Linked DNA regions of Homo sapiens: region 2 is linked to region 1. A link is a contact called in ENCODE Hi-C or POLR2A ChIA-PET data. All regions are on one chromosome and are shown on one strand. The core of a region is the stretch at or near the end of the contact, and the rest is flanking DNA. Distances in the headings are between cores, read along the strand shown. Region 1 overlaps CFAP57 (cilia and flagella associated protein 57). Region 2 has its middle 74 kb from the start of CFAP144.

The links. A loop is a pair of places that touch in the nucleus more often than their neighbours do. ChIA-PET counts read pairs that join two places held with the same protein, here RNA polymerase II (POLR2A). Pooled maps may share reads with other maps.
Region 2: a loop to region 1 is called in a map of MCF 10A, with 4 times the contacts of the local background. The contact joins two enhancer-like sites. A Hi-C loop is called at or near these places in 2 of 168 maps with a recorded cell type or tissue (MCF 10A and mammary epithelial cell) and 5 of 50 pooled maps. POLR2A ChIA-PET finds 5 or more read pairs at or near these places in 1 of 52 experiments (H1).

The regions. Positions count from the first base shown.
Region 1 is chr1:43,216,340-43,223,932 of GRCh38, forward strand. It overlaps CFAP57 (cilia and flagella associated protein 57), which reads left to right. Exons shown (of 23, transcript NM_001378189.1): 13 at 3,043-3,198; 14 at 5,033-5,126; 15 at 5,766-5,956; 16 at 6,485-6,658. All of the region lies in intron 1 of LOC105378685 (a long non-coding RNA gene), which reads right to left. Among named protein-coding and RNA genes, the nearest start is that of CFAP57, 48 kb to the left of the region's middle. RefSeq lists an enhancer at 5,040-5,319. Within about 2 kb of position 5,017, at least 3 of the 41 ENCODE cell types and tissues checked have a DNase peak (open chromatin) inside an H3K27ac peak, as active enhancers do.
Region 2 is chr1:43,069,685-43,077,277 of GRCh38, forward strand. No RefSeq gene overlaps it. Among named protein-coding and RNA genes, the nearest start is that of CFAP144, 74 kb to the right of the region's middle. RefSeq lists an enhancer at 1-777 and a silencer at 4,203-4,252. Within about 2 kb of position 4,112, at least 3 of the 41 ENCODE cell types and tissues checked have a DNase peak (open chromatin) inside an H3K27ac peak, as active enhancers do.

The DNA of each region.
Region 1 (7,593 bases), core at 3,767-6,266:
ATCCCTTCCAGAGCTCCCTAGAATTTTCTGCAGGAAAAGCAAAGAGGGAGAAGAGGATGAGGGAGGGGCCCGTGAGAGTGGGGGCCTGACCTGCTGCAGAAGGGACATTTCCTTTTCTCTGTTATCTTTTCTGTTCTTCCCAGAGGGTAGGGGAAGAGGCCAAATAGGAGACAGCAGGCTGAACCAAAGGCCTGAAGGTGCCCAAGCTGGCTTCTGACCACAGCCCCCAGATGGGCCTGACAGTACCGCTGCCAGGCTGGAAATGACTTGTGCATATACCGCTCCTTCTTGAAACTCCCTTCTGTCTTACCATCCTTGTGACCACACTCTGTTCCCTGAAAACCTTTCTGACTCCTCCTCCCCGCTTCTGTCCTGGCTCTTCCTCCGCCTGTCCCTTAAAAAGCATGTTCCCAGAATTCCCAACTCTCTTTATATTCCATTATAGTCTAAGTAACTCTCAGGCCATGATTTACCTTCTCTGCCTAGGATTTACAGAGGGGTCTGCTGTGTACCTGACACTATACTAAGGTCTGGGATTACAGAGATAAAAGACATAAAGCATCCTTTAGCTGATAGCCTGGGAAGAGGGCAGAGTATCACAAAGAAGGGAATTAAACGTGCAGTGGAATGAAGTGTCATGAAAGAACGATGCTGTGGGAGCACAGGGGAAGGAACTTGGCTCAGGCCAGGTGGTGCCAGAGGACATGAGCCTTGCTCAGATCCTTCCAGGACAAATGGACAAGGGCCAGTGAGCAATGAGCAGTGAGTGTGTGCAGAGGGATGAGGGAGTGGTGGTCTGCAAAGCTGCTCCTAGTTAGGTTGTGCCAGAGAGAAGGGCTGAAGATGAAGCTGGAGAGAAACAGGTCAGGGGGGCCTTTTACACCCTGCATTAGGCTGGACATTGTTCATAAGGACCATTCATAAATTTAAGCTGGGGAATGACTTAACATGATTCGCATCTCGGAGAGAATAATCTGCAGCAATGTGAAGAATAGATGGAGGAAGGACACTGAACAAGGACCTCAAACACAGCATGTCAAAGGCCGGGTCATTCCCATGGATAAATATATCCCACTAGCCAGGGCAGACCCCTGGGATCATTGATAAGTATTCATTCAGTGCTGACCATGCTGCTAGTTTTATGCTAGGTTCTGGGGATAAAGCAGAGAAGCAAGACAGGCCAAGCCCCACCCTCAGGTACCGGTCCTTCTACCTAGGAGACAGCCTTCATCCATGATCCTTACCTCTCCACCCCACACCCAGTCAGGCACTATCCTCTCTAAACTCACTCTCTCCAACCTCTCCATTCCTCTCTGGTCCCCTTCCCTACCTCAGTCCAAACCCTGTCTGTCTCTCGCCTGGTCTATGCAGTTGCCGCCCACCCACCCCAGCAACTCATCATCCTGCCTTTGGTCCTTCCTTAATCTAGTCCGTGCTGCGTACCGCCATTGGAGAGATCTTTATAACACCAAAGTCAGCCTGATCGGGTTCGATGAGGACCTTTGGAAGCCCTCTAAGATAAAATCCAAACTTCCTAGCATGGTCTACCGGGCCCCTGATGGTCTGACGCAGTCTTGGCTGCCCCTTCCTATACATCCAACCTGTGCCATATCACATGCAGTGAGTGCCCTGGCCAGGCATTCCTGCTCCATCCTCTCTGACTTTGCACGTGCAATTTGTGCTTATCCTTCTTCTCAGTACTTCCTGTGCACCAGATCCTCACTAGTCTGCTGGCCAGGAATGCAGAAATGTGCGTAATCCATTCCTTGATGTCAAGTCGTTCACAGGTGGTAGAGGAGACAGACCAGAAATGATGAGATAGGGATGCACGGGGTGTCCCCATAGGTAAGCAAGAAGAAAACACTGCATTCTGACCCACTCTGTCATCAACATTAACTTTTTAAGGAAATGAAGGGTGTGTGTATTATAGTATTTTTAGAAAACTTTGGCATCATTGAGTACGATGGGAGAAGACACTAGGCCGGGTGCGGTGGCTCAGTCTGTAATCCCAGTACTTTGGGAGGCTGAGGCAGGAGGACTGCTTGAGCCCAAGAGTTCGAGACCAGCCTGGGCAACATAGTGAGATCCCCATCTCTACAAAAAATATAAAATATAAAAATTAGCCAGGTGTGGTGGGGCATGCCTGTAGTCCCAGCTACTTGGCAGGCTGAGGTGGGAGGATCACTTGAGCCCAGGAGGTCAAGGCTACAGTGAGCCATGATCACACCACCGCACTCCAGCCTGGGTGACAGAGTGAAACCATGTCTCAAAAAAAAAGAGAAAAAAAGGAAGAATAAGAAGATACTAGGCATAAAAACCAGCAAGACAGAAGAGTTAGGACCTATATTAAAGTATTAAAAGTGAGTCTAAGAAGACATCAAGAGGGACAGATTGGCAGTACTGAGAACCACCCAGCTTTGGGCACTTACCACAATTTGTAATAATGTGTTTGTCTGGCTGCCTCAGTAGACTCTAAGTTACATGGGGACAGCCATCATGCTTCAATAAATATCTTCTGAGATCTTACTCTGTGTTAGACATTGTTCCCGTACTTGGGATATATCAGCAAACAAACCCTACAAAGATTCTGGTCTATGTGGAGCTTAAGTTCTGATGGGGAAAGAAGAATAAAAACAATAAACAAAATAATAAGTAAATTGTAGAAAGTGCAAGATCTAAGGAAATAAGAAGTAGAGCAGAGTAAGAGAGGTGATGGGTCCTGGGAATGGGAAGGGGTTGCAGAATTAAACAGTGTGGTGCAAGTCAGCCTCGTCAAGCAGGAGATGCTTAAGCCGACTTGAATGAGATGAGCGCATGACTAGCACAATGTAGTAAAGATTTTTTGAGGATAGAGGAGGAAGCTCATATGTCTCCTCATTTTTAGCTGATGTGCCTTCTGGGGAAAAGATGACAAGTTCTAGTTGAGACACATTGAGTTTGAAGCTAGGCAGAGCTGCAGGTCTCAGGTCAAGGCCGCAGGTTTAAATATTCTGAGTCACCCTTACTGTCAGTGTTCTTGATCCTTCTGTCCTTCTCCCAAAGGCTCAGGTTATGTTGGAGCTAAAGACTCGTGTGGAGGAATTAAAAATGGAGAATGAGTATCAACTCCGACTAAAGGACATGAACTATTCTGAGAAGATTAAGGAGCTAACAGACAAGTTCATCCAGGAAATGGAGTCCTTGAAAACAAAAAACCAGGTCTGTTTAAGAGACTGACCAACAAGCACAAATAACAAGAAATTTCCACTTTCAAGACAGGACTGGCATATACTGCCCAAGCTATGCTCAAACAGTAAGATATGTGAAAATGTCCAATTTTAAAGCATAGTCGTTGATATCAGAAATGCTTACAACTGGCCAGGCACAGTGGCTCATGCCTGTAATCCCAGCACTTTGGGAGGCCAAGGCGGGCAGACCACTTGAGGTCAGGAGTTCAAGACCAGCCTGGCCAACATAGTGAAATCCCATCTCTAGCCAGGCATGGTGGCACGTGCCCATAGTCCCAGCTACTCGGGAGGTTGAGGCATGAGAATCATCTGAACCTGGGAAGTGGAGGTTGTAGTGAGCTGAGATCGCTCCACAGCACTCCAACCTGGGCAACATAGACTCTGTCTAAAAATAAATAAATAAATAAATAAAAATAAATGCTTACAATCAATTGCTAAGTGAAAAAAAGCAGAATATAAACCACTTTATGGTGAATGGTATTAATCGGTATTAGTGGTATTAACAGATTAATTAATCTGATCTATAGTAGTAAAATACATATAGAAAATAGATAACAGTATAATTATCTCTGGAAGTTGAGATTACAGATAATTTAAATTTTGTTTTACATACTTTTTGTAATTTCCAAATTCTCTACAATGAGAATTATGATTAGGAGAAACTTATTTTAAAACAAAATGAAACGATAAGAAAAAGCAAAAAGATAAGAAAATCAAAGCATAGATGGAGAATAACTAGCAGAATACTGATTCCTGGATTGTCAGGAAGTTAAATAAAATTAGTCTACATGGCCTTTACATAGTTAGATTTGGTCTGGGACTCTCCCAGATTCTTTTCTTTGTTCTACACAAATCTGGACTCCTATCTAAAATCCCCACTGGGCAAGGTGGCTCACCCCTATAATCCTAACACTTTGGAAGGCCTAGGCAGGAGGATCGCTTGTATCCGAGAGCTTGAGACCAGCATGGGCAACATAGTGAGACCCTGTCTCTATGTAAAATAAAAAATGAGTCTGCCATGGTGGCATCTGCCTGTAGTTCTAGCTACTTGGGAGGCTGGGATGGGAGGACTGCTCGAGCCTGGGAGGTGGGGACTGTAGTGAGTCATGATCTCTGCACTGCACTCCAGCTTGGATGACAGAGCGAGGCCCTGTCCCTCACCCCCTAAAGAAATCCCCAATTATGTCCTTGAGGGATATTTGTTTCTTTAATGTCTATGGGTCATAAAGTTCGGCTAAAAAAAAAAAAGAAAGAAAAACCTTGGCTATTAATTGTATTAATTAATTCACTTTATAATTTTATTCATTTAGCCAACAAACATTTATTTGGTGCTCTATATAAGCCAGGCGCAAAGTTAGGTCCTGAAGATGGCACACCACCTCCAACTCGCCCCCCAAGCCTGAAAGCTTTCCTGCTCAGTTAAAGAAAACACTTCCTCAGAAGCTTACCCATGAGCACAGCCAAGGATTTTGTTGACAGCAATGTGCTGGCAACAGAGGATTCAAATGAATCCCTACTTTTTCACCCAGAAGTCCTTTTGACACGTGTCCAAAACTGAACTCATCATTGACAAACCCATTTAGTAGCAAGAATAGAAATAGGAACAGTATAGAGCTTTTAGAGCAGAATATAACATAAATGAAAAGTGACAATGTGGTTGCTGCTTCATAGAACAGTGCTTGGTGCAAAATGAGGGCTTGAGAAATGTTTGTGAGTGAAGGAGGGTGTTACTTGTAAAATCAGTTCTTGCCCTAGTAGTGCTTTCAGCAGATGTGTGTAAATGAGGAAATGTGACTCTGTTTTAGGTCTTAAGAACAGAAAAAGAGAAGCAGGATGTTTATCACCATGAGCACATAGAAGACCTCCTAGACAAGCAAAGCCGGGAACTGCAGGACATGGGTGAGCCCACAAGTAGAGGCCTCGTTGGTTAGGGTTGGAAGAGCTAGGTTATGGGGAAACACTCAAGAGTCCCCCAGACACAGTAGAAGTCTCAGGGAATATGGCTCTGTCTAAAAACAGGCTACATGTATCCCCTGGAACTCACTGTGGTTTTCACTTCTGTGTTTTTACTCATTCACTAAGCACATTAAACACCTATTGCATGAAAGTAGGAGGCACGGAAAAGGTCAAGTTTGGAACCTGATAGTCTTGCCTTGGGTCCCAGGCTCACCACGTACTTGCCAGGTGCTCTGGGGAGTCACCTAACCTTACCGAGCCTCACTTTGCTATAAAGCAGGAGTCCTAATACTTATTTTTCACACTCAGGATATTCTTCTTGGCCCTGAGTCCCCAAATACCACTCTGTGCTTTCCTGGAAACTTTTCTTCCCAGAGCAGGCAGGCAGGGAGTTTGGCTACCTGATGAGATGATGGGATGAGGGGTTGGCAGCAAGGAAGCTAGGCAGGCATTTGAATCTTGGCTCTGGAGGCAGCTGCTCCAGCTGGTGCTGGAAGGGATGGGAGAGCGCCCAAGGCTCCTGGGTGTCCCTGAAGCAAGTGCTGCTCTCCCACCTTAAATACCATCCTTGCTTCTCTCCAGAATGTTGCAACAACCAAAAGTTGCTTCTAGAATATGAGAAGTACCAGGAGCTGCAGCTCAAGTCCCAGAGGATGCAGGAAGAGTATGAAAAACAGCTCCGGGATAACGATGAGACCAAGAGCCAGGCCCTGGAGGAGCTGACTGAGTTTTACGAGGCAAAACTGCAGGAGAAAACCACCCTTCTGGAAGAGGTACTCACAGGAAGCCATGCTGTGCCTCCCTTTCACAGAGAAAAGCCACCCATTCACTCAGATCTCCATGGCATAGCCACTGTATGCCAGGATGTGTTATACACTGGGTCAGACATGGTTTCTACCCCCAAGGAACTTATATCAAATGGGAGAGACAGCCAAATAACATCGCAAATAAATATAACATTATGACTGTCACAAGTTCTGTGAGAGAAAAATATAGGAAGGCTGGGTGTCCAGTGAACAAGACCAAAGGAGAACAGGGATGGGGTGTTGGTAAGATTGGGGTTGAAGTGGTGGAGCATGAGGCCTGATTTGGTAGGAAAAGAGGGGAGGCAGGAAGACAGGACAGACGGGAAGAAGGTGGACAGGTCAAGGGCCCTGTGGCCATGGTCTCCGTTTCTGGAATGACACTCGCCTTTGACTCCCTGGGACAGGTCCCCATGCTCATCTCACCTCAAGCCCTGTTGGCACAAAGATGTGTGAGTCCCTTCTCCCCTGACCACACGCCCACTCTCTCTGAGCCAGGCACAGGAAGACGTCAGGCAGCAGCTGCGGGAGTTTGAAGAGACCAAGAAGCAGATTGAGGAAGATGAAGACCGAGAAATCCAAGATATCAAAACCAAGTATGAGAAAAAGCTTCGGGATGAAAAGGAATCAAACCTGCGGCTCAAGGGAGAAACAGGCATCATGAGGAAGAAGGTAGCAGGCTGTTCTCCAAGAGACCTAGGGTGGGCGAGGGTGTTGCAGAGAAAGCTGGGGTGGGTGGACTGACCGGCCTGGGGGTGCTGGCCAGGGTCCTGCCTGTCCCCATCTTCAGCGAGCAGGCTGGGAGAAGAGCACCAGCCAGTGCACCCTCACGCAGATGGACCCTCCCCACCTCGTCCTTGGAAAGGCAGCTGCACGGGCTTCCCTGCTCTCCTTTTCACAGGATATTGGGGTTCCCTGTGTGCAGACAGAGGCTTTCTAGTTTTCACTTACTGGCAAGTAGGATTCAGTTAATGTTTTCTGAGATAACCCTCCGATGGAAATGGAAATGGAAATAAGGTCTTCTGGGGATGAGATAGATGAAGTCTTGGCCGGGAGGCATCCTCGGGCTCTTGGTCCAGGGAGTCATGGGCGGCTCCTGTTCAGCACCACAGGTGGGAGAGGGAATGGGGGTGTAGGATGCTTAGTTTACAAAGTGGGGAAGATGTTTTTAGTTCACTCACCATCAGGGGTGAGGGAGGATTCAACTCAGTTTCCCCAAAACATTTAGCCCTGGAAAAGCTAAGTTCAAAGCAAGCTGAAGTTTCTTCCTATTAGAAAGCACACTAGTAAATCCAGGGAACAATCAGTCTTCCCTTCTTGGTCATGGCTAAGATGGCTCATCAGTTAGGGCCCACTTTCTGTGACCTTGATGCAGTGTGGATCCCAGCTTTTCAAGATCAGTGTGGTCATAGAAGTCTCTGGTCCACTTGGTGTACCGGTCTCTGGAACCTCTTGTGAAGACAGTCAGTCCTCTCATATGGAGAATGGGCCTGGATGTTATGGGACAGAATACTACATCATCCATTTGGCCTGGGAAATTCCTGAACCGTCCCAAATGCTCCAGATATTCACTCCTAAAATCCCAGAAATGTTGAATGCTAAGTGTT
Region 2 (7,593 bases), core at 2,862-5,361, 150 kb before region 1:
TGCTGTTTGTGCCTGGGCACCTTGACCCTGCCAGGATCTGCGTTATCTCTCCGAGTCTGTGTGTTTGTGGCTGAACCTGTATCTATGAGTCTTTGTGTGTGTCTGGGTTTCCGCCCCCAACAGAGCCTGAATGCCATTTTGCTGCCTGAATGTGCAGAGGAATGTAGGGGGCCAAGGGAGAGGGGAGCACATGTCCTGGGCTGTGGGCCTGCTGGTTATGGAAAACTACTGAGGCCTCCTGGAGCTGGGCAGGCCAGGCCCGGCCCAGAGCCAGGCTCTGCAGCTTTTGCCCTTCCAGGCTCCTCCCACCCCTTCTCTGCAGGGCTGGGGACCTGCTGAGATGGGTTCTTGGTGGAGCAGAGAGCATGGCCTCCCTCCCACCACTCCCCAGATGGTTTGCCAGGCCTGGGGGAAAAGTAAGAGGGCGAGATTAGTTTCCTCTGAAGTCCTCCCAGCCCCAACATTCTCTCCATTCTGTGAATGTTAAAGGGATTTTAAAAAGGCAACTTCACCTCTATTTTGGGGGATGGTGAAAGCAGTAGGGTCTCAGACTGTTAGAGCAAGAAGGCTCCTAAAGATTATCTAGTCCCACCCCCTCCGTCTTACAGATGAGGGCACAGGCCCAGAGTGAGGGATCTGGATCCCCCAATCACCTTCTGGAAGGGCAAGGACCATGTTATCAGGTCCGCTGTCTCCCCATCACCACAGGCCTCTCCTCCATCATGCTGCATGACCTACCCTGGGTAGAGGAAGAGGAATTTGAGAAGGCCTTGGAGGGAGCATTTTGACATATGGAGGTGGGGTTGAGACTCTGGGTGGCAAGAAGACATGGGTTAAGGTGTGGAAGTGGGCAGCTGAGGAGTGCGGTCAGAATGGAGAGTGGGACAATTGGACACACTGGGTCCTAGGACTGAAATGGCGTGTCTGAGCTATACATGAGGGTCCCCGCAGACCAGGTGGAAGCATGTGGACTTTATCCTGTAGGTGATTCTGGTAAGAGGTAAAATTGCCATGTAGCTGAGTGGTTTAGGGCACATGATCTGCAGTCGAATCAGATTATCTTGTATTCCAATCCCAGCTCTAAGACTTTGGTAACTGTATAACCACACATCCCTGAGCAGATTAAACGCTCCATACCTCACTTTTCTCATCATTGGAATGGAGGTAATAGGCCATGCATGGTGGCTTGCATCTATAATCCCAGCACTTTGGGAGGCCGAGACAGGACAATAGCTTGAGTCCAGGAGTTTGAGACCAGCCTGGACAATGTAGTGAGGCCTTGTCTCTATTAAGAAAAAAAAAAAAAGAAATGGAGATAATGATAGTATTTCCCTTCCATGTTTGTCTTGAGGAATAAAGGAGAATACAGGCAAAGCCCTCAATGCCTGACACTGGTCAGTGCTCAGTAATAGCTGTGATGCTCCTGGTGGTGAGGCCTGTATTTAAGGCTAGCCCAGAGGGACAGAGAGAGGACAGGGACACCAGTGGGGAGTCCACGAGAATCATGTGGATGAGATGCCACGCTGAGGTCCATGACGCTGTCCCCTGGGTTAACTGGCTGGAGTCCTCAGCAGGGCTGCAGGAAGGTGGGCAGAACCCCCTCCACTGAGTGGCCTTGAGTTTGTTCCTGGGTGACCAGCACCTGAAAAACCATTTTCAGAGGAGGATTGGTGGGATGGGGAGGAGACTGGGGAGAGATGGGGCTCAGCTTCTGACAGCCTGAGGGTAGTGGGGTGGGGCCCGGGAGAGATTTGGGAAGCTCAGGTCACTCATTGCTCGTGGTGCTGGAAGTTGCTGGTTTGGGTGAGGTCATGCACCAGCCTAAGAGAGAGGAAAGGTGCCCTGCAACCCAGGGAACCCCTTTTGAGCCAGACCCTTGGGAGAAGCAGCAGCCACAGGGGCTAAGGAAACCAAGGTAAGCAGTGGTCAGAGAAGGTGAGGGAAGAATGTGCTTCAAGGAGGGAGCAGTCAAGACAGCCCCGTCTGGGGAAACAGCCAGGTGAGGAGGTAGAGGTGGAGGAAAAGGCAGCACAGAGGCCATGGGCTTTGGCATTGAAGAGGCCACCTCTGTAGAATCTGCTTTGCAGAAGAGGGAACAAAACCCAAGCTGCGGCTAGATGAGGGATTAATTAATGGGATGGGGAAGTGGAAACAGAGGCAGGTGTCCTGTGACTGCTCAGCAGCTTGGCTGAGGAGAAGGGGGAACGATTTGTGGCAGCCAGACAGGGGAGGTTCGGAGCCTTCTGGGGATGGGATGACAGGGGTGATATTCTCATATTTCCAGTGGAGAAACTGAGGCTCAGAGGGTTAAGAAGCTTGTGCAAAGTCACGATAAATTATTGGGGGAAGGCAGCCCAAGATCTCTGACTCTTAATGTAGTAATTTTCTAAATGGACAATTGAAATAGTGTAATACACACACACACACACACACACGGATATTAGTTCTGATCATAGAAGTAAAACATGTGCATGGGAGAAACCTAGAAACATGTGCAAAAATGTAAGAGAAAAACACAAAAATCACCTGTAATTCTACCACACAGAGATAAATGTTTTTACCATTGTGTGTCATGACTTTCTACTTTTTTCCTCTGCAAGTATACGTAAATACATACTGGGATCATGTTGCACAAGGTGTTTTGTAAATCCCTTGTTTCATTTAGTAACATAGCATAAATGCTTTTCCATAAGAATAAATATTCCTTGAGAATTTTTTTTTCTCTTTTAGCTCACAGTCTAGGCAGGAAGATAAGACTTACAGATGGGATTCTACAGTAAGCAGTCAAGCAAAATTCATGAGGTGGTGGCGAAGTGGCTGCATCCCTGGACTGGGAGCACAGTGAGCTGGCTCTTTGGCTTCTGACTTGTCCACTGATTGGTTATGTGGCCTTCAGCACACATAACGTATTTGGGCCTCAGAATCCCAGATATCTCCAAAGGGTTATCAATGAGTCTCTCAAGGCAAGCTGTCATGATGACAAAAGTGTTGAGGGAGAGTCTTAGAAAATGAAACCATGCCGGGCACGGTGGCTCACACCTGTAATCTTAGTATTCTGGGAGGCTGAGGTGGGTGGATCACCTTAGGTCAGGAGTTCAAGACCAGCCTGGCCAACACGATGAAACCCCATCTCTAAAATACAAAAATGAGCTGGGCATGGTGGCACGTGTCTGTAGTCCCAGCTACTCGGGAGTCTGAGGCAAAATAATCACTTGAACCCAGGAGGCGGAGGCTGCAGTGAGCTGAGATCACACCACGGCACTTCAGCCTGGGCAACAGAGCGAAACTCCATCTCAAAATAAAACCCAACAACAACAAAAAGGAAATGAAACCACATTATCATCATGATTCCGCAGGTCAATTTCTTTATCTGAAACTTGGGAAGCGTGTTTACCTACCTTGCCTGCCAGGATTGGTGATAATCAAATTAGATTAATTATTATTTTTTTTGAGACGGAGTCTCGCTCTGTCACCCAGGCTGGAGTGCAGTGACATGATCTCAGCTCACTGCAGTCTCTGCCTCCTGGGTTCCAGCAATTCTTCTGCCTCAGCCTCCCAGGTAGCTGGGATTACAAGCATGTACCATTACGCCTGGCTAATTTTTGTATTTTTCATAGAGACAGGGTTTCACCATGTAGGCCAAGCTGGTCTTGAACTCCTGACCTCAGGTGATCCGCCCACATTGGGCTCCCAAAATGCTAGGATTACAGGCTTGGGCCACCATGCCCGGCCTAGATTAATTATGATGTCTAAAAACAACTAATATTTGGACAATGTTTTGCTGTTTACCCACATTATCTCACTTAATCATTCCAACAATCCTATGGGGTAGGTACTGTTTTTGTATTCTATGTTTCCGGATAAGGAAACCATGGCTTGGAGAGATGGTGTCACTTGCTCAAGGTCAAAGGTAGTGAGTGGTAGAGTTGGGATTCAAACGTAGCTCTCCTTGTTACTAAAGCCATGAATCTTTGCACTGTGCCATTGTGATGTGTGATGCAGGCCTGCAGAGCAGTAGAGGGACATGGAAAAGAGGAAAAGAGAAAAAAAAGAGTAGAAAGTCAAGCTGCTTCATCCTTGGTTTAGCCGTTGTCGTCCCAGGTACCAACATCTGTGGGGAGTTGCCGCCCCCTGGTGTTCTATATGTGATATGTCCTGGAAGGGAGGAGAGCTAGCAATCTGCTTGCTCCACAGTAAAAGTGGGAGGAAGGAGCTCAGAATACCCCAGCTTGTCCTTTTAGAGTCGGGACGGGGGGTGGTGGTGGGTGCATATTTCACCCAACAGTTCTGGGTAGAAGCTTGGTATATTTCAGCCCCTACTTGCTCCTTATCTGGGTGCCCTAGTGCAGGGTTAGTGGCCACTTTGACAATATTCTATTTCTGACTCAAGTGCTAGTTAGAAGGGTGTTACATCATAATTATTCTTTAAACTCTCCATTAATGTTTCATATGCTCTTCTGTATCTATGATACAACTCAATAGAAAAAATAGGATTTTTGGCAATTCTTAGGGAATAATTTTTACTCTGGGCCGAAAAAATTTGTCATTGGCATAGCATCAAATGGCAGAGTGGTACAGCCAACACCTGAAGATGTGTACTTTAAAGGGCTTTTTCACCTGTTACCTCATTTTACAGTACCATAGCCTTCCAAGGAAGGTATTTATTTTCATTTTACTTATGAGAAAATAGGCTCAAGATTCCCCCGACCCCGCCATCCACCTGTCTGAAACCAGGAAACTTTCCAGAATCCCACACTGCCCCATTGTGGCAGCCCTTATGGCTCACTCAGTAAATAGGCCATAGTGGCATGCCCAAATGAGATCCATGTTGCCTCCAAAATCTAATGTGATGCTTCTTTCTTTGTGATGGGAGATGCCAGATGCAACAACTATCCTTAATCTTACAAGGGATATTTTCATGTTCACCTTATAAACGATATTTTGATGTGCTAGAGAGCTCTGGAAGCAAGAAATTTCACTAAGGTGGTAGATTCCTTAGTTTTTGTTTGGGATTTGTTCCATACCATCTGGTATATATGTGTCTTACCAGCGTGTCTAGGGTATCAAGTAATACTCACCTAGTCCAATCAATATGATTTTATCGTGTAGTAGGCCAGCATGATCTCCTATGAAATGGGGAAATTATTAGGTCCTAGCAGGCTAGAGTTTGATAGAGGGCTGGACAGTTGATATAGCTTTGAGTGAAGAAAGTGAAGTTGTATTGTTAACTCCACCAGGTAAATGCATTCTGCTTCTAGAGGTCCCTACTGACTGACATTCCTAGCTCTCTGTCTTTGGATATCTTGTTCTATAGTGTACCAAGGATGTTTTGGCCTTTCTCCTTAATGTAATATAGGCCACCATTAAGTCCAAGTTTCAGTTAGCCAGCCCAGTAAGCTGTTATAGCCACTATCAGTTTCTTGAGCTAACATATCTGTATCAATGAATTCAGTGCAATCAAAAATTACATTTTTCTCTCTCTCTGGTATAACACTCTTGTAATCCACTTCCCTAAATATTTCCCAGGCTTTTACTAGTATAGCCTTGCAAAATGTATACTGGCAAAACCTTGCAGTTCTTTTGGTGTTTTTGATATCTATTCTTCTTTTTTTTTTTTTTTTTTTTTTTTGAGATAGAATCTTGCTCTGTCACCCGGGCTGGAGTGCAGTGGCGCGATCTTGGCTCACTACAACCTCCATCTCCTGGGTTCAAGCAATTCTCCTGCCTCAACCTCCCGAGTAGCTGGGATTACAGGCACCCACCAGCTAATTTTGTATTTTTAGTAGAGATGGGGTTTCGCCATGTTGGCCAAGCTGGTCTCGAACTCCTGACCTCAGGTGATCCACCCGCCTCGGCCTCCTGAAGTGCTGGGATTACAGGCATGAGCCACTGCGCCTGGCCCCCTATTCTTTGTTAATTTGTATAAATTTAAGGTTGTACAAGTGTAGTTTTGTTACATGGATATTTTGAGTAGGCAAAATCTGGGCTTTTAGTGTATCCATCACCTGAATAGTGTACATTGTACCCATTAAGTAATTTCTCATCCCCCACCCTCCTCCCACTCCTCCACCCAATGTCTATCATTCCACACTCTATGCCCATGTGTACACATTATTTAGCTCCCACTTGTAAGTGAGAACATGTGTTATTTGACTGTTTCGGAGTTGTTTCACTTAGGATAATGGCCTCTAGTTCCATCCGTTTTGCTGTAAAAGACATGATTTCATTCTTTTTTTTTTTTTTTTTAATTTGAGACAGAGTCTCGCTCTGTCGCCCAGGCTGGAGTGCAGTGGTGGGATCTCGGCTCACTGCAAGCTCCGCCTCCCGGGTTCACGCCATTCTCCTGCCTCAGCCTCCGGAGTAGCTGGGACTACAGGTGCCCACCACAACGCCAGGCTAACTTTTTGTATTTTTAGTAGAGATGGGGTTTCACCATGTTAGCCAGGATGGTCTCGATCTCCTGATCTTGTAATCCGCCCGCCTCGGCCTCCCAAAGTGCTGGGATTACAGGTGTGAGCCACCGTGCCTGGCCAATTTCATTCTTTTTATGGCTGCATAGTATTCCATTGTGTATATATACCACATTTTCTTTATTCAGTCATCCATTTGGTTCCTATTCTTGAGTCACACTTTGTAGTCCGGTAGTCCTTCTTTCTCTTTGGATCTACTGTGATTTGAGTATTATTATGTGCCTGGAAGGAATGATGGATCATGCATATGGATTTTGAAAAGAATCAGTATGCCTCTTCAAGGTGATTACCTCTAGAAAGATAACTATAGAATCTTCTGGAAAGGGGCAGCTAACACCTTCAGATGAGAGGAAGGGCTGGTTTTCATGGCAAAAGAGAACTAGTATAATTTGGGGGCTCAAGGGGGTTTAAATCTACCGAAATGCCCCTATTACAATTCTCAGAATCTGTCTTTTTCTATCAACAATATAACTTTATATTTAAAAAGCAAGGCTGTGAATTTAATTTATATGTAATTTAGTCAACCACAGGAACAGATTCTGGTTTTCATAAATCTAGACTTTGCACTACAAAAAATAAGGGATTCCCTCAAGTTGGTCATATTTTCTGGCTTTCTACCTATGTAGCCAGCTGAGAATTTAAAGCTCTGACTTTGCCATATTATTTCTCCAACATGCTCAGAAGAAGCCAGCCCGTCCTATAGTCTTTGTATTCCTTATTTCTATCATAATGTTCTTTTTTAAATCTATTTTTTATTCCTCCTTTCTTTGCCAACCAAGAAGCAGCACTGGAATTTTTATGATAATGTTCTATTACTATAGCTACTTAGTAATAAGTAGCTTATTAAGGTAATTTTACACAGTATTTAAAATAATATATGCAACCCATCATGTGAGGTCAGGTGTGAAATTCTCCTCTTGTGGCGTCATGTTAGAGCTCAAAAAGTTCTAGGCGTTAGACAATTGTGGATTAAGCTACTAATTACTAGCCTTGTCATTGATAGGTCCTTGATTATAACCATTTGTAGGTAATAATTTAAGTAACTGCATTAATGTTGCATCCCATGGACTAGCAGTATCCCCTTTTCCACATGGATATGACAGCCACATATCATAAGAGGACA